Regions from separate parts of the Mus musculus genome. Here region 2 is linked to region 1. Evidence: chromatin loops called from intact Hi-C (ENCODE). Cell type or tissue: heart. All regions are shown on one strand. Each heading gives the region's core, and the rest is flanking DNA. Links, peaks and the distances in the headings are about the cores only.

Evidence for each region. A loop is a pair of places that touch in the nucleus more often than their neighbours do. Peaks named below come from ENCODE experiments on the same cell type or tissue, not always from the same donor. Only the 100,000 strongest peaks of a DNase experiment are listed, where the experiment ranks them.
Region 2: a loop joins it to region 1, with 5 times the contacts of the local background. A loop is called at or near these places in 6 of 42 quality-filtered maps.

Annotation. Positions count from the first base shown.
Region 1 is chr10:120,058,611-120,070,893 of GRCm38, forward strand. The region is part of intron 21 of Grip1 (glutamate receptor interacting protein 1); the gene reads left to right. Among named protein-coding and RNA genes, the nearest start is that of Helb, 48 kb to the right of the region's middle. In heart, for the core only: a CTCF peak has its summit at 6,017 (motif pointing right); no DNase peak of the experiment used is centred there; H3K4me3 peaks cover 564 bases; H3K27ac peaks cover 844 bases.
Region 2 is chr10:119,796,373-119,808,655 of GRCm38, forward strand. The region is part of intron 1 of Grip1 (glutamate receptor interacting protein 1); the gene reads left to right. Gm51815 (a long non-coding RNA gene) reads right to left here. Exons shown (of 3, transcript XR_003949037.1): 3 at 1-12,283. Among named protein-coding and RNA genes, the nearest start is that of Gm51815, 17 kb to the right of the region's middle. In heart, for the core only: a CTCF peak has its summit at 7,464 (motif pointing right); no DNase peak of the experiment used is centred there.

The sequences.
Region 1 (12,283 bases), core at 2,484-10,483:
TTTGCACTAAGGGCTGATTTGCGGCTAAGGGCTGTCAAGCTCAGTGAGCAGTACAGTTTCCCACCAATCATCCAGCTAGTCGTGTCATGGGGAGCATTTCCTATTCCAATCATAACATTGATAGAACCGAGTTATCTTCCCTCCGGCCACGCCTGCTTGTCATTAAACCTTTGTCATAAATTAGTGGTGGCATGGAATGGGGCTACTGAAGCAGAAAACCCCCCTCCCTTCTTAGGTGGAAGAGATCCAAGCAGAGTCTGAACAAAGGTGAATGTTTCAGTCCCCGAAAGATTACAGTAGAGTAATTTCTACTATGCAGTAGATCAGAGCTGAGAGTGGCCATTGTAGGTGTCATGAATGTCTGTAAACATGCTCCCTGTTGCTTTTCTGTTTCAGTCTTTCTGGTGGTGGTTTGCCACGGGGCTAAAGTTGGGATCCATTCGTGATCAAGAGATGATGAATGGATAAAAATGAATGAGAACTCCTTGTCATTGTAAGATACACAAGGGAAGTCAAAAGCTCAAGCCCTCCTGGGCTGCAGGGCACTAACATCACCCCATACAAAAGCTTGTCTGTTAGCTTCTTGACTGCGGTGGTCAATCCCGACTGATGGAACTGAGAGACGCCTAGGATCTTAGTAAACACACCTGGGGCATTTCAGAGACATTTCCATCAATTACCTAGGGACAGCTCTGGCTTCAAGGATGTCGTAATCCATTCGTAGATTGGAAATTTGAGTACGTTATTGGGAGGTGGTAGGACCATGGAAGGGGAAGCCTAGTTAAATGAAAGAGATGTGTCTTTGAAGGGCACATCTTATCCTGACGTTTCTTTTCCTTTTGAGACAGATTCTTGCATAGTCCAGAATGGCCTCAGACTCATTATGTAGCCTTAAACATCTGACCTTCCTGGTTCTATGCAGGGCTATGGACCAGACTGTGGGGTTCATGCATGCTAGGCAAGCATCTTACCAAACTGAGCTCATCTTCAGCCTTGTGTGCACTTTGTATGCTCTGTCTCTGGTCTCTGGCAACCATGATGTTCAGCCTCGCTGCAGACTCAGAATCAGCGTGGCCCCCAAAGACTCCATAGGTACAAACTGACACAGTAAATGGAAATGCATCCTGCCTTAAGTTGGCATGAAATCATGTCTCAATTTGTTCTCCTTCCATTGTTTACCCCTTACTTTCTACCTACATTCTCCTCTAGCCCCCCAACCCCCCAGTTTCTTCAGTCCTTTGAGAAAGTCTGAGCTCTACATGGTCCATTATTCATCCACTATGCCTTCATTGCTGTTAGGGTCATTGATGAAGGCAGACTAAACTATACATTGTCCACATTCATATTGAAGGCAGACTCATTAGCTGCTATTCCTGACCCTTAGGGAAAAAACGACATGCAGGCTCACATCCACAGGTGGGAGGAAACCAGGGCTGGAGTGATTCGGTACTCAGGGTGATGGTGTGGTAAACAGTGGTGCTGGATCTACTATGGACTTCTGTTTCTCCAACTTTCTCAAAGCCAAAGCGTACTGAGCTCCTAAACACGGTGCACACTGACTTCCTATCTATGAAGGAATCCAAACTTCCCAGCACAGTGTACACTGGCATTTTTGCTGTTGTTGTTTCTTAAGTACAGCTTGTATTGAACTAATTCCAAGAGTCACTAACAGACCTTAGACAAGTTTGAAGAGAGAAACTTTAGATAGTTGTTTGGGTTATAGGTGCGAGGTGACCGTCACCATGGAGTGCTTGTTAAAATGCAGGGTCTCTGTGTTTTCAGGGACGCTGAGCCAGGGACACGGACACTTTAGCAATATCGTCAGTGGATTCTCTTGAGGTCTAAAGATTGAAAATCATGGGCAGACGTCTTGCTAGTTCTAGATAGTATTCTGTTTTAATGCAATCACAGACACAGAATGGTGGGAGGGGAAGCGAGGCTACACTTCGGGCCCTGGAGCTTCCATGCTTTATCTTTAATATGAGCTCTGTTTTCTGCTGCAGCTTATCACAAACGCTTTCTCTTTGTAGATAAGGGACAAGCAATCTTTGCTGTGTTTCGTTGATAACTGTCCGTTTTTTTTTGTCCCCTTTGGAATCTTAAGCATCCTTTGGTGGCCACTTGATCCATCTCTGCGATGAGTCACCGCTGCACTTCCACACACACCTCCAGGCACCAAAGCCAAATCAAATCAAAAGCTCTTTTGCAAGAGGACAAGTTCCTCGCATTCAGCCCAATTGAACTTTAAAAATGATTTCCTATTGACACTCACTGGTTCCCTGCTGTGCATGACTTCCAACAGAATTAAGTTTAGCATTTAGTTGTATACAGCTATTGATATATGTCTTTTGACAGAAGGATTCTTAAAATAATTTTCCAGGGTTCTCCCCCCCCCCCCCCCCCCCACACACACACACACACACTTAAGGCTGCTGAGGACTCCACCGGAACATTTGAGTCACTCTGAGTCACTCTGGAGACTCAACTATTTTGTTTCTCCTTTCTTTTTTATTTGGGGGGTGGGGGTGGGGGCGGGGTTGGAGACAGGGTTTCTCTGTATCGCCCTGGCTATCCCGGAACTCACTCTGTAGAGCAGGTTGGCCTCAAACTCAGAAAGCTGCCTGCCTCTGCCTCCCCAGTGCTGGGATTAAAGGCGTGCGCCACCACTGCCTGGCAGGAGCATCAGCTTTTTCCTCAGCCAAGCGCGCACGCACGGTGCATTTGCAGGCTGGGAGTTTTGTCAGAGTGGAGCCAGTGCGGTGATGCTGCTCTACTCCTTGGACAGAGTGCTGCGGGGGGCCACCAGATTCTTCTGTAACCCCGCCCCCTGGTTAGGAATGGGCGTGGCCCTAGGAGGAAAAATGAAAGGCAAATACCTCACTCTTTCCCATGCCTCTTTCTTCACTAAATATTTGAGGTCACCGTGGTGGATTACAGGAGTCAGCGGGGCCAGGCACAGACCTCCTGACTGCTGGCTCAGGACTGCCTGCAGCGGAAATCACGGGAAGCTAAAAGCAGCTCCGTTGGTGTGTGAACTCGGCTATCATCTGTAGCCATGCTTTGCTGGGCTCCCTTCTCTTCAGAAGTAGAGAGAGTATGAGTCTGGCTTTTCTCGCTTCCAAAAGAGAGAGCAGGGCCACCTGCTAGCAGAGGAGGGAAACCTCACAAGGCACATTTTCCCAGGTACAGTCGACCTCGTTCAGTCTTACTCCAGCTTTCCTCGGCTGTCCAAGCGTGAGCTAGAGCCAGCAAGGACAGGATGCAAAGCCAGGAAACTGCTCACTCAGAGAAGTGGAGGCTCTTTGCCTGTCACTGTGTCAGCCTGGCAGCCAGCTTATCCCCCGTGGTGCCAAGGGCAAACAACAGTGTGAACACTGTTGGGGGACCATTGGCTAGGGTGACAAGGAACAGACTTTGGGTTGCACATTTCAATTAAACAGTGGCCCCAGAAATCCTCAAAATGCATGTTTTCCATCGCATTCCCATGGATGCGGTTCTATCCTTTTTAAACCTTACCACCACCACAAAACAACAACAACAAAATTTGTGGGAAAAAAAGGCTCATGTTTAAAAGAATGCCTTTTTAGAACAGGGCGTGGCACACGCCTGTAATCCCAGTACTTGGGAGGCAGAGGCAGGAGGATTTCTGAGTTCGAGGCCAGCCTGGTCTACAGAGTGAGTACCAGGACAGCCAGGGCTACACAGAGAAACCCTGTCTCGAAAAACTTATTAAAAAAAAAAAAAGCTTTTTTTTTTTTAAATTTACTTGAGTGACCAAGGATTACAGCAATGACAAAGCTCGTTTAAAGAGCAATCAAGAGGTGTCTTATCAGTCAGTGGCATAAGGAGTCTCAGACGGTATCACTGTCTGTTCTAAAGGGTAACTTGGGAGTCCTCTGCACTTTTGCTAGGCAGAGCCCACTTGGTATTTTGTCATGTTTTGCAAGCTGTCCACCGCTACAGTCGGGGGAAGATATGTCAAGTGGAGGTGACACCCCACATCTCACGTGACCTTCAGTGGTCCTGTGAGACAAGCTTTCGAGACAGTGTGCCTCGTTGCTATTCCTCATGTTCTTTATGAACTTCTGTCATGGATCCGACTCCCCAATGTCCCTGTCTGTCTCTGTGATGATTGGTTTGTAGGTTGTAGAGGTTTACATCATCTCTAGAGTGTCCGTTTAAGATGCTGGGTTCGTTCTCTGAAGGTCAGACTGCCTCACCGGTGTCCCCGTGTTAGGGGAAGAGTGCTCTGTACCTTCCCTCCACACAGTTTGCCGTATCTGTCAGCAGTATTGTGGTCCTTAAAGGCATATCAGTATAGCCCGCAGCTTAGGGTTTTCTCTAGTTAAGATGGGATTTAGTGATCTTTGTCTGAGGCACTGTGCCGATATAATAAAATCAAGACAATGTGTGCTTTGCTCATTAGGACCCTGGTCAGTTCCAACTTGTCATTGCTCCACCACCACCACCACCACCACCACCACCACCACCCATGAATGGCAATAACCTTAGGTTCTAATTCTCACAGTATCAGTGGACAGTGTGCCTCTGACAAGAGCTGACAATCGGTCCTGCAATCAAAGAGGCCCACGTGGGTCGGAACTGGGAAAGGTTCAAAGCTAGAGAAGCCAGGCTGGAGTTATGGGAGAACCAGGAAGCAGAGGCTGAGTGTGGAATGCCATTGCCATGAGGCAACACCAGGCAGCTCTGAGAATAGACACCAGGAATAAGGGCACCTGTGCACACACCCAGTACTCAGAAGCAGGAGAGGCAAGAAGTAAGGCCAGAGACATGGAGGCCCAATACTGGGTGACCATCAGCTCCCGAGGCTGGAGTTGAATTCTCTGCTTTTCTGTGAAATAAATGCATTATTCAGGGGCTTGGGGGGTGAATGGGGAAAGCAGTTGTTAATACACCACAGTTCTTCAGAAGGGCCGCTCTCCCTCAGCTGGGACTAAGTTCTCCAAGACCAAGTAAGTCAGCCTAGAGCCAACCCATGGAGCCAGCATCCTGGGTCCTGATCTCACAGCCTCTTGGTCCTCAGCCTCGGTGCCACAGGATGCCAGGGAGCAGCAGGAGGCGATATCAGAAGCAGCTGGCCTTTGTCTTCCTCTGCCAAGGGTGCTCCCCTGACGGAAGCAGCAGCAGCTGCCTTTCTGACCCAATTTGTTTGGAAACCTGGGACTTTCTAGGGATATAAACAAGATCTGCTTCTTCTGGGGCTAAAGAGCTGGCTGGGAAGATGGAGTCTTTCTATTCTATTCTATTCTATTCTATTCTATTCTATTCTATTCTTTTCTCTAAGATCTACAGGTAAGGTAGGCCTATCCTCAAAGCTGACACTGCTTGAAATGCCTTGCTTAAAGGAGCACAGCTGCCCCAGTAGTGCCTGCCAGGAGCACTCCCAGAGGGCCTGGTGGCTTCTAAGGAAATCAGCATCATTGTTGGGACTGAGGTGTTGCTTTGAGGCTGAGCTCTAAAGAGGCTGTCGGGGATTAGGAACTGCTTCCATGGTGGCTGTCATTTACTGTGACTTTCCCAAGGTGCTGTGCTCAGTTGGTCTGGAAAGGGGGTGAATTGGCTCTGGTTAAAGCGTCAATTGGATTTCTGATCTCTACCTGTGGATAGGGTTCAGACAAGCAGGTAGTCTAGCTTAAAAAGGTAAAACAGATCTGAACTTGAATCTCAGTGGCCTCGATACCGGCTGCCATAGCTCCCCCCTCAGGCTTTAGACTTTGAAGCAACTGTGTGCAGTCACAGAACTGGGCCGATATCCATTGAAACTGTATATATCCTTGTTCACGGTTTTGTTTCAAGGGGTACACTGGCTCCTTTAGAAAAGAAAAGTCTTGAAACTGTGTTAATGCCTCAGTTTCCCCTTAGGCCTCTCCTGAATAGAGATTCTACAAGATATACTGTAGTCTCGTGGGCTAGACGAGAAGGTAAAACCAGCTTCAAGAAGGCCATCTTCAAAGAGCAGGATTTTGTGTGATGTTCCGGGTGACCACAAGAGGGCGCACATGAGAAGGGACCCAGCAAACATGTTCCATGATTCATCTTTAGTTTGTTGGGCCTTTGAAAATGAATAAAGGTTGCCTATCCAGCGAGAAGATTGTATATCCAAACAGAAATCATGATTTGGTAGAAGACACCCAGCAAATGAGGTCAGATACTCCAGTATTGAATCCTGGAGTGTTTGCATTAGATCAGAACAGGTCATTCTGTCAGCTTCTTCAAGGCTTCAGGGCCTCATCAGAAGAAAGGATGATTTTCTTGTTCAGAATTGTTGGAAGATCAGAGGCAATCATACGGGAGAACGTGCTCGGATAAGGCGGCTTTGTCTGTGTGTGGAGGATAGGTGACTAAAACCTCAGAATCCTTAGAAATGCTGGGGGCCCAGCAATGAATCAAAAGTTAGCTCTAGCAATCTCCAAGCAAGCTCTCTGCATGATGTGAGTTATTGTGGCTATTTTGAGAGCAGCCAGACAGGGTTTGCCATTAGTATATTATAAATTTCTGGGGCCTTTTATGTAAATCTAAAATAATTAACTCCATCTGTGTTAATTTACTACTCGTAAGCAGTTTCTGAGGCAAGGCTACAGCTGGCTATTAAAATTCAGTCTCTTCTCACCTCAGGACATCTTTCCACAGAAACCTTGATTTCTGTTTTAGGGCAGTCAGTAGCCCCTTGTCCTGAACAGTTTACCATCAAGATGTGTCACATGTAAAGCCAGGGAGAGGAAAAGGCCTTGGTCAGTAACCAGAGCTCAGGGGCTTCTGAGCTAATTTATCTTCATGCTCTGGTTAACTGGTTGACCTTGGCAGTCTGGTGTGTCAGTAGTTGTTTAGCACTTAGTGTTCTGTTGCTGGGAAGAGACACCACAACCATGGCAACTTGACAGAGGAAAGCATTTGACGGGGACATGAGTGCTTACAGTTTCAGAAGTCCCTTGTCACCATGTCAGGGCATATGGCAGCACTCGGACAGATGTGGTGCTGGAGAAACATGTAAAGGTAGAAGTTCTGCACCTGGATCCACAGGCAGCAGGAAGAGAGAGACTCTGGGCTTGGAATGGGATTTTTGAAACCTCAAAGCCCACCCCCAATGACACACTTCCTGTAATAAGGCCACACCCCCTAATCCTTTCAAATTGTGCCACTCCCTGGTGACCAAGCATTCAAATCTATGAGTCTTTGGGGGCCTTTCTCATTCAAACCACCACAAGCCCCTCGCAGCTTCTGGCCTATAGACAGATACCTAAGAATCACGAGCCAATTGATCAAAGAAGAATCTCTCGATTCTAGGTACATTTTCCAAAGGCAAGGATTCTGGCGTTGGAAAACAAGCCTCGGCTGTTGAGACGAAAGTGGACTTCCTGATGTCCACTGTGCGCTTAGGCTTGTCTCATTCAGAGTGCCTCCAGACAGATGCTGACTTCCTTACTCAGCCAATCAGGGAGCCCAAAGTGTTGTACAGTGTAGCAAGTTGCAAGAAACATAGAGCTAAAAAGCATACTGTGCTAGTTAGAAGCTGGGGCTATGGCTCTCCGCAGGAATGCTACCTGTTCACAGAGGATATGGCTCAAAGAAGAAAATGAGTCAAAAGTAAAATACCCACAGAGCCAAGGAGCAGCACATAGGCAGGCAACTCAAGAACAGAGATTGCACTTACCAGTAAACAGGACCCACGGACGGCCAGTCTATCAGCAGTCTATTGATAGTTTGCCCTCTCCCCATTTCCCGCCTCCTCCTCCTTTGCCTCCTCTTGAGAATAAAATATAGAAACTTCCCTTCTAGTCAAAAATTGGGAGGGGGTTGTGGTGATAGCTGGTTCCAGAAGAGGGACAGGAAACATTCAAGGCGCATCTGCGATACTTTGTACCAGGAAATACAGAGCCTATCAGTCAGTACACCCAGGCCCTGGGGAAAGCACCATGCGTTAACATGAAAAGCATCGAGCCTTTTCGAAATGCAAATGCCTTTGAGCATCGGAGAGAATACCAAAACACTTGAACTCAACCAATATGGGACGCTCCATAGGACCAAGTAATTTTCTGTTCTGAAATTGAATTAGCATTCACTCTGCCTCTCGTGTACTAACTGCGTTAATCAGACAATGCTAATTGAAGAACATGTTCTGTTTTTCCAAAGTAATTCTAGCTAATAAGTGAGAAGAGTGGCAGGACCAGGCAGGAGAAGGTTATTCTTTGCAACCTCAAGGAAGCTACTGAGTCAGGCGCAGATGTCTGTCGGTGAACTAGGAGACGGGACATAGATTGACGGGGATGTGTGACGTCATAGATTGACGGGGATGTGTGACATCATAGGAAGCTCCTTGGGACCTATGGTCTATTCGTAGTTCCCAAATACCCTGACTTTACCAAACACCAGAGCCAACTTAATGAGATGGTGCGATAGAAGGCTCTTCTACAGGCTGGAGGATGCAACCCCAGCCATGCAGCTAGCGGCTTTCCCCATCCACCCCAACACCCCAAGTTCTCACTTTTGTGGTTTCAATTGCCTGTGGCCAACTGTAGTCTGAAGGTCTTAAATGGAAAACTCCCCCAACAGAACATTCTTCAGACTGTGAAGTTTACACCCTACTCAGTAGCGTGGTGAGATCTCACACCATCTCCACACCATCACACACATCACACACATCACACACATCACACCATCTCCACTTGAGATGTGGCCCTCCCATCTCCCAGCCTACCCATACCCCAAGCCCATCTTGCCCATTAGTGATTAAGTAGTCACCTCTGGTGGCTAATCTTGGTCATTAACTTGACACACAAGAAGGAACCTCCATTGAGAAATGGCCTCTGTCGGATTGGCCTGTGGATGTGTCTGTGGTACTCGGTGACGTGGGAGGGGCCTGGGCTATATAAGAAAGGGAGCTGGGCAGGAAGGAGCCTGGGACTCAGATGGCAGCAGCGTTTTGCCTTGCTCTCTGCTTTGGTGCCAGGCTCCAGGCCCCTGCCTTGAGTTCCTATCTTGGATTCCCTCAATCAGGGTCTATAACTTGTAATACAAATGAACCATTGTCTTAGGGCTTTACTGCTGTGAGCAGACACCATGACCAAGGCAACTCTTATAAGGACAACATTTAATTGTGTCTGGCTTACAGGTTCAGAGGGTCAGTCCATTATCATCAAGGTAGGAACATGGCGCAGGAGGAGCTGAGAGTTCTACATCTTCATCTGAAGGCTGCTAGCAGAATACTGGCTTCCAGGCAGCTAGGATGAGGGTCTTAAAACCCATATCCACAATGACACACCTACTCCAACAGAGTCAAAAACCTTCTAATAGCACCACTCCCTGGGCCAAGCATACACAAACCATCACAACCATTGTATCAGATCAACTGTGAGGGCATCGATGTGTTTGTGGCTACTATTTGGTGCTCTCCCTGTGTGGTTTCAGGCATCCTCAGGGTCTTGGAATGACATCTCTCCCAGATTAGGGGCTACTGTAAGTCAGTCGCACTAGGGAACATGGATGGTCACGTGCCCCGACAAGCGGAAAGACAGAGCCTAACACAGAGGCAATGAGCGGCCCTGGTTGCGATCCTAATGATTTAATAAGCTCTCCTGGGCTGAGAAAGGTGGCTCAGTGGGAGAAGGAGTGGCCGTTGCAAATGTGAGGACTCAAGTTCAAATCTAAAGCCAAGTACAGTAATTCCACTGTGCCTACAGGGAGGGGGGTAGGAGAAAGGAGGCTCCCTGGAAGCCCGTGGGTCAAGTATCCTGATAAACACAGCATCAACTCCATCTCAGAAACAAGGTGGGACCAGGTAGATGAGAGCTAGCAACCAATGTAGTCCTCTGACCTGCGCACGCGCCCTGTGGCACATTCACATCCACACTCACACAGAGAAGCATGTACACACATGCACACACACACGCGCGCACGCACACACACACTCACACATCCACACACGCGCGCACTGAAAAAAATTTTTGAGAAAATGGGGGAAATTATAAACTAGGTACAGGTACTGGAGAACAAGTAATGAAGGCCAATTGTATCAGAGAATTAATAACATTCAGGGTCTCTATAAAACCATGTCTTTCTGCCTATAGCTACCCCCTATGTGTGATCCATGTAATGCTCTAGAACAGGTATAGCTTTTATTCATAGTAATTGACACCTGCCATTTCCATGCTTCTGGGGGTACTGTTACAACAATTTGATACACGCATTCAATGTGTGATGGCCACATCTATATAATTAAGCGTTGCTCTCTCCTCGAGCATGATTTCTACATGATGGCAACCTTCAGAGTCTTTCAATTCTTTTGAGATGTGCAAGACATTGTTGTAGACTCTCCCAACTCCACAGAGCCCTGGAAGCCGTTGGCCCTGTCTATTATTCGTTCATTTATGCACTGGTGACTGCCTGTTGATTTCAGACCTCAGCTGTTGCGTCCAGTTTATTCTCGTTAAACATGGCACTGGGCATACTTCCTATGATAATTTCATTTTCTTTGGGAAGCCAGCATTAAGATTGTTCGGTAACATAGAGTCATAGATGTGAGACCAGGGGCGGCTTCTTCACCCTTTTTGCTCCCAAGTAACGATAGGACATTTTTTATGCCTCTAGCCCTAAAATTTTTAGTTCTCAAATATTTGACATGGAGACCTAATAGATTTATTGACAAGCTACAGGCTCCAAGCTGGGCAGATACTCATCTATTCTAACAATGCTGTATGGCCACTACTTCCCAGCACGTGGGCCTTTCTTTGCCTGCAGCCTGATTTCCTCCCCTGCTCACTCTGTTCCCTGTGTGTCCTCATGACTCCCCTGATGATCTGCCTGTGACGAATCCCACCTTGTCCTTGAGATTCACTGATTGGGATCAGAAGTCCTGCCCTCTTCTCTTCTGCACAGCTATAGCCAGGATCTGCTCTTTATTAACCAATCAGGTGATGGGAAAGAACTTCTTTACATCCTTGAGATAGGAGATGCTCCAAACAGCATGGCAACGCCCGATGTCCAGACTACAACCAGATCTCGGAGCATAGCAATCAGCATCTGCATACACAGCGCACAGAACCATCCCCCAACACCGAGTTCTGCTCTCAGTTTTTGAGGCACCTTCCTAGGAGGTGCACAGTGGCTGACGTGATTCACGTGACCCCCAGCAATGCGTGTGGTGGGCTCCCCTTTCTGCACATCCCTGACGCCATTTCTTTGCCATCTTTGGTGATGATGACCTTTATCATTGGGGGAGGGGTGTATGGCCCACCCTGCTTTTAATTTGCATTCGCCAGTGACTGACGACGTCTCTGCATTCTCTCCAATGCTTGTTAGCCACGTCCTTAATTGAGAACTGTCAGTTCAGAAGGAAATGATCTGCTCTTTAGAGGCATATGCCAAAGTCTGGCATTTGTCAAAAAAAAAAAAAATAAAAAACAATCCTGAGGAATTAAAAAAGAAAGTAACTGGAATCAATGTAGCTTGTGACAGTGGCTGCCACTGAATGACAGATATAGGGAGGCTTGGCGCTCTGACATCCTTATCTTACAAGATACTTGAAGGGTTTTTTTTATTATTATAATATAATAACATCTCTCCCTTCCCTGTTCTCCCTCCAATACCTCCCCACCCACCTTCAAATTCATGGCCTCTTTCATTAATTGTTATTTCATACAAATAGAGATAGAGAAGACGGAGTTATATAGATATAGTTGTTTTTGTTGGTTGGTTGGTTTTGACACAAGATTTCTCTGTGTAGCCCTAGATGTCTTGAAGCTTGCTCTGTAGATCATACTGGCCTCAAACTCACAGAAATACGCCAGCCTCTGCCTCCCAAGTGCCTTGATTAAAGGCATGTACCATCTCGACCCAGTGAATATATTCTTAAATATAGCCTACTCTGTATGCAATGTTACCTGTGTGTATGCTTTCAGGCCTGACCCTCTGGCATGGGCAGCCAATGTTGTACTCTTCCTTGGAAAATCTACCTCTCGCCACCCCAGCTCTCCTCAGTTGCCTGTGGTTCTTTGTGTAGAGTTGAGGCCCCCATGGGCTTTTCCGAATCCACTTTGTCATGTCCACAGAGTGTCACCAGCATGACTGCCCAGATGTGAGCTGGTATTTTACTATTTGAAAAACTGTTCTTCCAGGACTGAAGGAGGTAGCTTACTGGGTAAGAGCACCCGAGGCTCTTCCATACCATCCAAGTTCAACTCACCCACACGGCAGCTCACAACCACCTGTAACTCCCGTTCCTAGGGGTCTTACACTCTTTTTATGCTTCTGCAGGCACCAGACACCC
Region 2 (12,283 bases), core at 2,560-10,559, 260 kb before region 1:
GGAATGGAAGAAAGCCAGCATTTAATATTTGGCTCTTATGAGTATATAGCCTCACATAAATAGGTAGAAGTGACAGAAATAATATCTTGTTAGGGCCAAGCAGGAGGAGGGCTCTGCCCTGTCTGTTCCCATCATGTATAGCCACTCTCCTCAAATTTGTGTTGCATGACCAGCGCAATGAGACTTGAATAGCTTCAGCATTAGATTTTTAGTGGCGTTGTTACTAGAATGTCAGCGTCTATTACAGTAGCTTTTCCCGCTGCTCTTACAGAGTTCTAAAAAGAGACATATGACCAATTAGGTAGATGCTATTGCAGAACTAACCATGTAAAAGAGGGACGAGAAGGGCCTCTATTCAAGGTTTGCATGAACCATGTCAGTTAAGCTAGTATGAATTGATTCAAGGTTTAATTAATCAGCATCAATTAATCAGCGGGTAGTTATTGAACACCTACTATGTGTCTAGTATTAGGCTGAATATGGAAAATCATTGTATCCAATGATATAAGCCAACACTTATGAAACAACTTGAATTAATTATGTGATTAACTCTGGAACACTGTATTATGGGTAAAAGGGAAAATGTGGAGAAGGAAGAAAGTGAAGATGGGAAGGCCTTCTGTTAGTCACCTAAATAGTATGTGCTCCTTGACCTTGTATCTCTTTAGCTCAGTGTTTTATCAAATAACAATAATTCCCTTTGGAGAAATGATGCCAGGAAGGTCTACCTTGTACTGTCTTCCCATCTAGATTGTTTGGATCTCCTGTCTTGTCCATATGTTTCTTTTTGACAGAATAAAACAAGATAAAAATGTATTATGAAGGTGCGTGGCTCAGGATCTGAGCCATAGAAAAGCCCCAGAACCAGCCATGGTGGAGAGGCGTTGACAGAATGAGAGGAGGAAGGAAGCAGAAAGGCAGGAGAGCTCAGAGCATCAGCGCTAACAACGGAATGGTACTGAGGAGTACCGGCACAGGTTCGCATGAAGACCTGTAGTTAGTTGTTAGTTAGTTAGTTAGTTAGTTAGTTAGTTAGTTAGTTGCAAGCATTTTGGAGTCAGGCTGTCTAAATGTGATTTCTAACCATCCTCAGCTACTCACTGAATGATCATAGACATGCTCCCTCCATACCTCAGTTTCTTCTTTACTAAGAATTCCCAGTTACCTGCCCTCATGGGATTACTCTTCGAATGAACCTGTCGACCAGTGCATAGCATGGTGCCTAGCAAATGACCACACAGGTGGTTCAGCACAACTCAGAAAGAGGCAGGAAACCCCAGTTAGCAGCAGGCGCTTCCTCAGTTAGGCCGTGGGACCTCCAGAGCGCTTCTCACATCCATCCACGTTTTTAGGTTTTGACATGGCAATCCTGACTCAAGCCCCTGCCATCTACATCTGAATTACTAGAATATCTTCATTATTTAATTCTCTCCTTTCCTCTTCTCGGCCACACAAACAATAGAAAACACTGCTCAAAGCTTTTAATATTTCCCGTTGCCAAAGACACAGCCCCAGGAACCCTGGATACCCTCTCCTCTCTTGCCTATCTACCCAGAATTGGGGCCCTTGCCACTTCCACTTTGAATTCTTGAATTTAAAACACCAGCGGCATCAAAGCACCTTTCGTCCAAGCTTACAGTACCGGCTTTGGCTCTTCTTCTGCCTGTAGAGATGCCTAAAGCGTCCTTCAGTTTCTCCCTCCCTATCTTTCCTATCTGTCCCCGTGAAGCATCTCCAGGAGCCCTTCCCTGTCTCTTACACTCTGACCACAGCCTGGACTATAGACTCACATCCCGTGATCATCAGTACTGTGTGCTGACATCCTGGGACAAGAAGGGAGATACTTTCTGACCCTCCCTGCTACCTTGCCTTTCTCAGGAAATGGATGAACAGATTTTCTCGGCTACGGAACAATACTCAGCCCTCGGTCCTCCTCTTTTGACTCCTTCACACCCTCTGTCCTAAAGGCCCAGGCTTTCTACAAAGGGCTGCAGTTGTTGAGGAGAGTTTATAATACTGACAACACAAATCTGTCTGACCCAAGGCTTTCGCCAGCACCTATGTTTACCATCTGCCTTCTGTCACACCTCTCTATTGTTCCTCGTCTGGGACCAGGAGAATAAAATGCCATCAAACCACCCAGCGGTCATCAGGGTTTCCTTTCTCCGCTCCTGCACCATGAGCATCCATATCTACCATCGACACTGGACTCACATTCTTACTTAAAGAATAAAGACAGTTTCTTTCCTTTCAAAAATAGTATTCTTATTAATTCTTTGGGAGTTTCATGCAACATATTTTGATCGTATTCCTCTCCTTTCCCCAGTTTCTCCTAAGTCTGTAAGGATGGCTTCTTATCTTTCTATACTCGATGCTCAAGTGTTCCAAGGGAAGTGCTCCTGAATCAGGGAGAGCTGGCTTATGTAGACCTATGATGTTCTAATGTGATGTGGTCCTGACACATACTATGATAAGACGGAGACAGGAAGAAAGCGATCATTATGTAATAGCTACCATTTGCAGGGCTACCTGAAGGGCACAAAGCTACCCTCAAAAAACTCAAAGACAGGTGTTACAATGTTCCTGGCTCACAAAGACCTGCATGTATTCATAGTCACAGAGTAGAAATATGTGTTCTGTGGTCTCACCCCAGGCCGTCACGCTCCAAATACTGTGCCTTAAAAATTCAAAGATGCCAGGCAGTGGTGGTGCATGCCTTTAATCCCAGCACTTGGGAGGCAGAGGCAGGCGGACTTCTGAGTTTGAGGACAGCCAGGACTACACAGAGAAACCCTGTCTTGAAAAACAAAACAAAACAAAACAAAAAATCAAAGAAATAAATAATTAAGTTTATCATGGTAACAATAGAGGATGTGAATAGTGTGTTTGTGTAGTCTATCTTGAATTTCCTAAGCATCTACAAAAGTCAGATTTCACTCCTGTAGGACAAGGTAGAAGGCTGCTCTGGAGCCAAGGATGGAGAAACAATACTCAATGCGTTAAAGGAACTCCCTCGAAGCAAAGCTGCGTATTTCCTGTGGTAACTGAGTTTGATTGTCAACTTGGATACCTGAGGTATTGATGAGGGAGGCACACCGTTAGGTGTATGTGTGTGTGAGAGAGAGAGGGGCTTTTCCAGCCCTGAATCTGAGTAGAACCAGGCCATGGCCTGGGGCCCCAGGCTGAAACAAAGGGGGAAAGGAGAAAGCCAGCCGAGAACCAGCCCTCGAGACTGTTTCCTGGCGACCATGGCGCCCCTGCTTCCAAGCGTTCTTTATCATGACGGACCAGATCCTTTCCAACCTTGAACCAAAGTATCTTCTCCTCCTTTAAGCTGCTTTGTGACCAGGGTTTGGTCACAGCAAAGAGCGAAGTAGCTAATACATTTTCTTTTCCCAATTCTAATGAGGACAAGGTCCCATCTAGAGGACAAAATGCTTCCTGAAGTTTCACTTCAGAGACTAGCAGGGTTTTTTTTTTTTTTTGGTCTAAGTTGATAAAGTGAAGACAGTTGAAACAGAACCATCCCGGGAAGGAGAAATTAAGCTGCGCAGAATCTGGGAGAAGGGAACTTCCAAAGGGTGGTGTCCTGAACGGAAATGAGAATATGGCTCCGCACAAATGCAGCTTCATATACTTGATATTTTAAAAGCATATGGTGTGTTCATATATTAAAAAATGCTATTGTACATAGGTACAGCCTGGCTTCTAACTTGTGTGAAGTTACGGTTTTAGTTTCTTTGCTCACGTATGTCTTACTTCTGCTGTGTTCTTCCCAGTGCGTGTTCAAGCCCAGGTACGCAATGGCGGTATGATGACTTTTTAAAAATCTGACCGATATCATGAGACTGCAAGGTCCCATTTATCAGTGTCTTTCTTTTTTTTCCAGTGCTTAATATTTTACATATTGCAGAAAACATTACTTTTCATATTCTTTTCTGTATTTAACTCTATGTAGAGAAGACCTTTCTACATCTAGAATCCAGGCAAATCTAGATATATTGTCTGGATCAATATTAAGAGAATGAATAAGCTTTTATTTTTATTTTACTTCTCTTTATTGAGGTGGGGACCTTGATGTGTGTTTTCTAATCAGAACAATACGTTTTTCCATGGAGACATGCATGAGAAATGTGGTGTTACTTCCTACAAAAAAAAAAGTGTTACAAGCTTGGAAAAGCTTGATATCCACTGTTTTCCTCTCCCTACCCCGCCCCCTCTCTCCTGGAGTCTAGTAGACAGAGGAAGATGGCGTCAGGGCCATCCCTGCTCCTATTCAGTTCCCTGCAGGAAGACATCACACCTCCAGCTCAAACCACTCAACCTAAATAAACTCAGATTCAGTATTAGCCCACACTGAGCCCCAGAGAAGCACCAGGCTAAGAGCCAGGTGAGCTGGCAGAAGTTTGCTATTGGGCACGTGACCTGCTCCAACCTTGGTTTGAAGATACTTATGATATGTTTAGAGGAGCAACAGCTTAACAAGTAGCTTGTTATTATGACATTAAAACCTGTGGCTTCTCCCTAAGGAACTTCAGGAGCTTGACACACCCGAACGCATTTATCCGTTCCCACATCCCTCAGAAGTCAGCAAAAGGCCAGGGCTATTTTTATCCTTCTCTTGATGCGAAGAAAATAGGACATAGGGAAGGAGGAAGAGAAAACTGTTTTTTTGGTTTTTTTGGTTTTTTTTTTTTTCTCTACCCTTTAAATTTCAGTCCCGGGTTTTGGAGAGATGGCTTAACAGTTAAGAGTACTTGATATTCATGTAGAGGACCGAGTTTGGTTCCCAGCACCCTCGTGGCAGCACAGGACGGTCTGTAACATCAGCTCCAAGGGATCTGCTTCCCTTTTCTGGTCTCATAGGCGGAGGATACATGTGCTGCACAGACACTCCTGCTGGCACATCGTTTGTGCGCCTAAAATAAAAATAAATACATCTTTAAGCATCGGTCCTTCTGCTCTCGATGATGAAAGGTCAAGTCATTCCATTTGTATTTTTCTTAATATACTGCTCATCCCTGCATCCATCCATTCACAACTGTTCACAGAGCATAACACCTGCTTAATAAATTAGACTTACGTTCATGTTCACATTCACAATGGGTGGACTCTTCAGTTTAGAGTTACAGAGTTGCTGTACAAAACCCAGAGCAACCTCAAATCACAGGGAGTGTGATTTAAGAACCATTGAAATTAGAAGATTCACAGAAACCTTCATTTCCTGAGCAGTTTTGAGCACACACCAAACTCCGTTGGTTGCAAGCTTCCAAATATCCCTTCCTTGGCTCTAACATTCTATAATTATTTTCTAAGTTTCTTAACCACACTGACTATATTCTATCTCTGACTTAGGTTCATGCTGCCCTTTGACTTTTATGTCTGTAAATAACAACAACAACAACAACAACAAAATCTAGAATTTCCCTCTTATCACTGTTGTGAGTCAAGTTTAGATCAGTGCTTTAGTATCAGCAAGCAGATACTAACATGACAGCATTCTGTGTGAGAGTTTTCTATCCTTAGAAACCTAAAAGGGCCGGCCGAAATGTGTGTGCCTGTTGGGTTGAGGGACCATGGCTGAGACACCCTAAGGAGTGTCCAGTGCATGCATGCTGCAGTGGGCTGTCCTGATGGGGCTTTTCAACGACACACCAGCTTCTCACCCACTCCTCCCACTTCGGCTCTTCTGTCCCTTCTTCCCTGAGCTCTGTCCTTTCCCTTCAGACCCCATCTCCAATCTCCCATGTTGTTCCTTCTTCATGGAGCTTCGGTCTCCTCCGTCCTGCACACACTCCCTTGTCTAGGATACTCTCCCACAGTGTTCTTCACCTCCCCCTCTATTTATTGCTCCCCTAAGTTTCCCCTGGGAGTGTTGCTTCTATTTCTCCAACCAGCACGTGCTGACTTGGTTATCATTACCTTCTCTAAGCAAACTCGCATACATAAATCATGAAAGACGTCCACTCACGTGTGCATGCACAATCACCTGAATGACACACTTTCCCCGGAAGCTGTGTGAGAGCGGAGGGCATCACACCCCTACCTGCACCTCCAGTATCTTCCTCAAGTTGGAAACATTTGCTTTTAGATAGCAGTGGCACACTGTGGTGGCCTTGGATAAGATAACGTCGCACTTGCCAGCAGGAGTTTAAAGATTTATGCCCGTGGATCAATCCCATTAGCCACCGACAGGGACTACAGCCAAGATCAGGAGCAGAGCCAAGGGCTGACAAGGCAGCAGGATCCTCTCCTGCCGAGTGGCCCTCAGCCCTTGCTATACCTGCCAGCTTCCAGCTAATCAGAGCAGTTTTGGAACAGGTGTTCTCTGTCCTGCATCCTGTTGCTTGAGAGCAGAGGGGAAGAGTTTGCCACCTGGTCAGAATTTGTATAAACAGATGCTAGGAAGAAAAGGCTTGGGCTGCGTGCTCTGTCAGCACTGTGCTTTGAGCAGAGACCTCTCTGGCGCGTAAGGGTCTTCTGCACATGCGCTGTGCCCTTCTGCGGTCAGCAACTCAGCTAGTTCCCGAAGCGGATTCTCTTAGCCAGTGCGTTTCTCCTGTTGAAGTCGCCATGACGTCAGTAGGACAGTGATGTAGATAGAGGACCAAGAAGCCATTCTCTGTGTCATTACTCTATGATTTCCATTTCCTTTATGGCATTATGACAATATCATCAACAGACCTCCATAAGACTTCAAGGGTCCAGGGAGCCATCAGGCCCAGTTCAAGTGTGAAAGCAGACTATCTTAACTAGTTTAAGCCTGGCACTGGCTCCGCCCTTGGCCACAGGGTACCTGTTCGCAGAGTTGCAGACTCAGACTCTGGTCTACCTCTGTGACATAGAAACGTCTCAATAATGGTGATTGTAAGATGGGAAACTAGAGTAACAATGTCTCTGCACATTGGGAAGAACGTGAGATCACAGGAACGGCATCAATAATTAATATCACCTCCGGAGTCAACAGCAGTTAATATCGCTGTTGATTGTGCTGTATCAAGCATTCCCCCTGACAGTAATACAAGCCTTGCTGGTAGGCATTCTCTGTTTTCTTCACTGTCGGCTGAAGAAGCTGGTTCTGGCAGATATGGGGAGCAGTAAAATCATAGTCATATCAAACATTTACGACGACATAGCATCCCCATGTCCCTTCTAGCACAGTCAGGTCAGAATAGAATTCAAAGCCTGGTTTTCACAACCACAGAAAGGAATAAAGTGCTCTGGGGAAAGAGATAATTAATTCGCAGAAACTCCACTCTCTTTTGAGTATTAAAGTTATCCTTAAACTTCTTTCTTCAAAACAACGTAGCAACCGCTTTCCGCTGCTCCCCCTCGTGGAGATGCTCAGAGCTCACAGGTTGTTGGGAGTGGTCAGACATTGTCCAAATCAGAGCTGATGGATGGGGTACCATTCACATCTTAGCCAGAGTATGTAGTGAGTAATGGCATGTTTCTACCAGCAGATGGCAGTAAAGTGTCTTGACAATGGATGTTACCTTAATGCTCTCAGTGATGCCACCAGAGCTATAAGTAAGTGGCTTTCTATGTGAGAAAAGTGACAAAGGTGAGGAGAGTTTAGGTAGTGAAATGATAGAGTAAGTGCATATGTTTGTAAATATGGAGACTTTGACTGCAATGACGTCACCCTCTACATTTGTCATCTGTTCACAAGCATCCTCCTAATCAGAGTCTTTCATTTTCCACACCCGAGTAACTTACTCATGACTCATGGTACCTCCCTGACATAGCTGTAACCTGAGGAAGAGCGAGTATGGGCTTTCCCTGTCCCTCACGAAGCCAATAAAGCAAGAAGCATTTTTTGTAAGATTTAGAGCAAACCTGTGGTTCTCCTGGAAGTTCTGCACACAGTAGGGCCACTCGCAGGTGCGCATTTTACCAGCAGGAGCGCCTCCTTGGACCAGTTTGGAGCTTTAAAATATGCATCTGACTCTTACGTTCTTCCCAGCTCTTCTTCCCTGAGGACGCCTGTGCCTTGGGAGGAGAGGTTGTAAGACCAAAGATGTCTCCTTCAGACCAAGCACTGCAGAGTCTCTGACTCTCTGTACCTTGAGCAGTTGTGGGTGTCTGTGTGGATCACTGTCGACTGCCAAGGGAAGCTTCTCTCTAGGGAGGGTTGACAGATGCACTAAAAGGGGAAGGGAGCTTGTAAGAAGATCAGAGCAGGAGTTAGCGACAGGAAAACAGTGTCTTGGGGATACCGTGGTGCAGTTGCACGTGTGGATTCACAGCAGCTGAGGCGTCACGTGCAAGGTCTGTACAAGCTCACGCAAAACAAAAATCCAGCCTAGAGAGGAGAAGAGGGCATGAGCGCCCACCCCCATCTCAGCAGCTATTGGGAAGTAATAATTGCTAAAGGGGGCATATCAGTTTTCTTCAAGAGGGCAACCCCCGGTGAGTGGACCACCCTCCAGTGAAGGCCACATAGCCAAGAGTATGTGGGCAGCAGAGACTGGACTTGGTGGATTTTTAAGAGAGGCTCCATTGGGTAGCTGGGGGCGGAGGGGGGGGGGTGTTGGTCCCAGAAGGAGCTGTGGAGGGGTGTATCTCATCAAATTACATTGTAAGAGGAAGAAACTGTATCTGGGAGGTGCATCACCCAAGGGAACCTATAAGAAGAGACAAGAATCTTAAGTCCCTAGAAGATTCAGACAAGCTACAGTGGATGTAAGAAGCCTGCTAAGCCACTGGGGAAATCTGGGACGTATTTGGTCCACATTTAGAAGAGGTGGGTTCTGTTGTTCAGTCCCCCCCGAGAGTCACCGTACAAAACTGTAGGCACTAGGTGAGGTGAACTTGTATCAATTCTCTAAGGCAAGCCCCGTGTGTGTGTCATTTAAAAGAAGCACAAGTTGTAGTGAGCTATGCAGCTGAGTCATTTCTAAATTCCACTCAGGCAAAACCAGTACATTTATAGGTTACAAAGTGTCCCTTAAGCCACCAGTCTGATAACCAGTTAAGACAGAGGTTTCACCCGTCCAGTTTAAGACCTGGCTCTCTGGAACGGCTAGGATGACTAGAGAGATGCTGTTGGCATGGCGACATGTGTGGCAATAACACATTCCAGCAGCACCCCTGTACTGAGGCTATTGTAAATAGTCTTGGTAACTTCTCTACCCTTCTTGACAGTTCAATGAGAGTGGGTCACTGGTGGCTTTTGGGAGGCCAGCCTAGCATTTACTGAATGTTGGTTACTTTCTAACGGGGAGGGAGTTCTAGGTTTACATCTTGAATTAAGATCATAACAACCAACCCCTTCATGGAAAACCAGGAAGGCTGAGGCACGAGGCTGTCATTGTGTCTAGCCTATAGGATAGCTTGTTGACCATAAGAGTCTGGTTCCACAGTTCTGTATGCATGCCCCTCTCTCCTGTCCACATCAGATGTTCCGGAGGTGGGCCGCTCTTCAAATGGCACAACCATGCCACTTAGCAGTCTCCAACTCTCCCCGACCACGCCGGTGTGGCACAGTGTCCTGGGTCATGTGGCACGTCTGACTGCATGCCAATCACCTCGGGTCTCCTCTGAAATCCCTCTCGTCTTCATGTGCCAGCAGACATTCTTTATTCAACCTCTGTTTTGTTTTCTTTTAATCTCCTCTGAACCCCAGCAGATCATAAATCCTTCGCTAGATGAGATTTCCAAATGATGGTGATAGATGGCCTTGTCTTTTGTCTCCTGACAAGCTTGGCCCTGGCTGTCATCGTCGCAGCAGTGGAAGGGGCTGTATCCTAAGAAACACCTAGAAGTACTGCCCAGGAAAGAGAAAAAGAAGGAAAAAAGGCCACAGCTTCATTCTCCACTTAGAGTCTGAACTTCCACAAATGAGTGAGGCTTCCTCAAGGTTTGCACAAAAGAAACACGCAGGGAGGGTGATAAATGACACCAGTAATGACCGAGAATTACCTTTAATCTGCAACAGCTCAGAGGCATCCGCGTGTGATGGGGGAGAAGGGGGGACAGCAGGACCGCGCAGGGATTTGCAGAATGCTGTTATTTCCAATTCTGCTGAAATCCCAGCCCCGCTGAGAGATTGATAATGGAACACCAAAGGAGGGGGGTGGGGAGCGGGAAGGACAGGGTGTAAATTTACTCCAGAGCTGTCCTGTGCTGTGGATTATGCCAAGAAAGTCTCTAATCTCCTGCTTAAAAGACATTTTATTATATTTCAAAGGTAAATTGGGCCATTACTTTGGGGCTCTGTTCACAGCTCACCAGTTTTGTTTCTTCCTGTAAGCAGTGGATGTAGGGCTGGTGGTTTTCATTAGCCTGTGCCAGGCCCAAAGTCTCATCCTCCTGGGATTCCCTTTGGATCAAGCAAGCTCCTGAATGTCCCTCGAAAACCTAGTTCAGAGAATGACAGGAATGTGGTGGGGGTGGGGGGAGAACCCTAGACACTGTAGGTAGGAATGGAAAATGGTATCATTATTCAAAATAGCATAGAAGGTCCCAAATTACTTTGTAATCTGGTAATCCCTTATCTAAACAACATGGACAAAGGAAATCATCGGGATAGACTGGTCATGGGCATGTCCATTGCAGCATTATTGATGAAAGGCAGGGAATGGTATCAGCCTACGTGTCCATCGATGGGTGATCTGATGAGGAAGATGCACTGTATACCAGGAATAGTAGCCTCAAAGAAGAGAGTCCTGGTACTTACTACAGCATGGATGAATCTGAAGGGCACTAGGCCAAGCTCTCTGTGACTATAATTACTTAGCTGATATAATCACCGATTTACAACAAGAAAACCATTACTTTTATAGCTTTGGATATTCTTGCACGTGACCATTTGCTCCCAATGCTCTGAGACTAGCGTCAGGTAGTATAGCTCAGCTGACGAGCCCTTGCATGCCATCTAGAAGACCCTAAGTTTGATCTCCGATAATTCAAATAAAGAAAGACAAACACAGAGGGAGGAAAAGTCACGAGTGTGTGATAGGAGCAGAAACACTTCAGTCATGAGTCATGGAATGGAGAGACGAATAGACTGGTGTTGTCTGACTACATTGGAGGGTACACACCCAATGACCTGAGCATCTCCCACAAAGCCTTACCTCATAGAAGTCCCTGCACTTTTGATATGGACATCTAGGAGACCAGGTCTTTGACACTTGGATCTTTATGATATCCCCAGTGTTCAAACTTTTACAAGGAATAAAACGGGCAGATTTAATACTCGACGACCCTGCTGTGCGTCTGTGGCATTTAAACAACAACAACCACCAAAATCAAACTCATAGCAGCAGGAAGCACCCCAGTAGGTCTCCGAGTCAGGAAGATAAAGGGAATGTTGGTTAGAAGGCAGAAACCCAAGAGAACCAAGCTCTAGAGATCTGCACTATCTGATGATGACCTAGCAGTGACTGCAGATACCACTGCACTGTGTGGAGGGGGCCATCTTAATTGTCACCAGCATCCGAGGGAACCAGGAACAGCGGAGGGTGCGTCAATCCATCCTGCTAATCACTTCACAACACTAGTGAGTCAGCTCTTTGTGCTGCCTATTTTGAACACATACATTTATTTGGGTTCCGGGTTTTACCTTGCTAAGCCTAGGCCTTTGCAGGAAGCAATCCTGTGAGAACTCAATGAGAAACTACTTTAGCCCTTCCTCAGCACTCAAGACCCAAGCCATGCCGGCGGTGGGGACAGCATTGAGAATGACATATAGGGTAACTTTCAGAATTCAAAGCTCCCCCATCTCCCCAGCTTTATTGTTGTTGTTGTCATCGTCGTCATCATCGTCGTCATCACCATCAACTTTGGCCCCTCCTCCCTTCCTCTTTCACCTGTGGATCATGGCTGTGTCCTGCTTCTATTCCTGCCACTGAGATTCCCTGTAGAACTCTTGTGTTGCTGTTGACACAGACTCTGTCCTAGCTTTAGAGGCACTTGGAGCAGGCCTCCTGCAGGTTAGTCCTCCCTACTTTAGGATGAGATAGTGGCTTAGACCATCTCAAGGTGTCTGGCAGCCTTTGGCCATCAGGTGAGATCACATCCGGGGTGGCAGGGGGGCTATGTCCTGGACTCCTTCTGAGACTCAGCTGGCCTCCAGTGGCTGCCCGACTCCAATGAGCACCCAGTACACAAGAAGGCCCTGGGCTCGATGCCTTGAGGTGGCTCACACAATTTCTTACTGAGATGCCTGAAGACAGGGACAGCCTCTGATTTGAATGTTTCCCTCATTTAACTGCTTGTCTCTTTCCCTCGCTTCTTCAACTTTTCTATTTTTATGAACCTCTTGGGTTTTCCCCTTTAG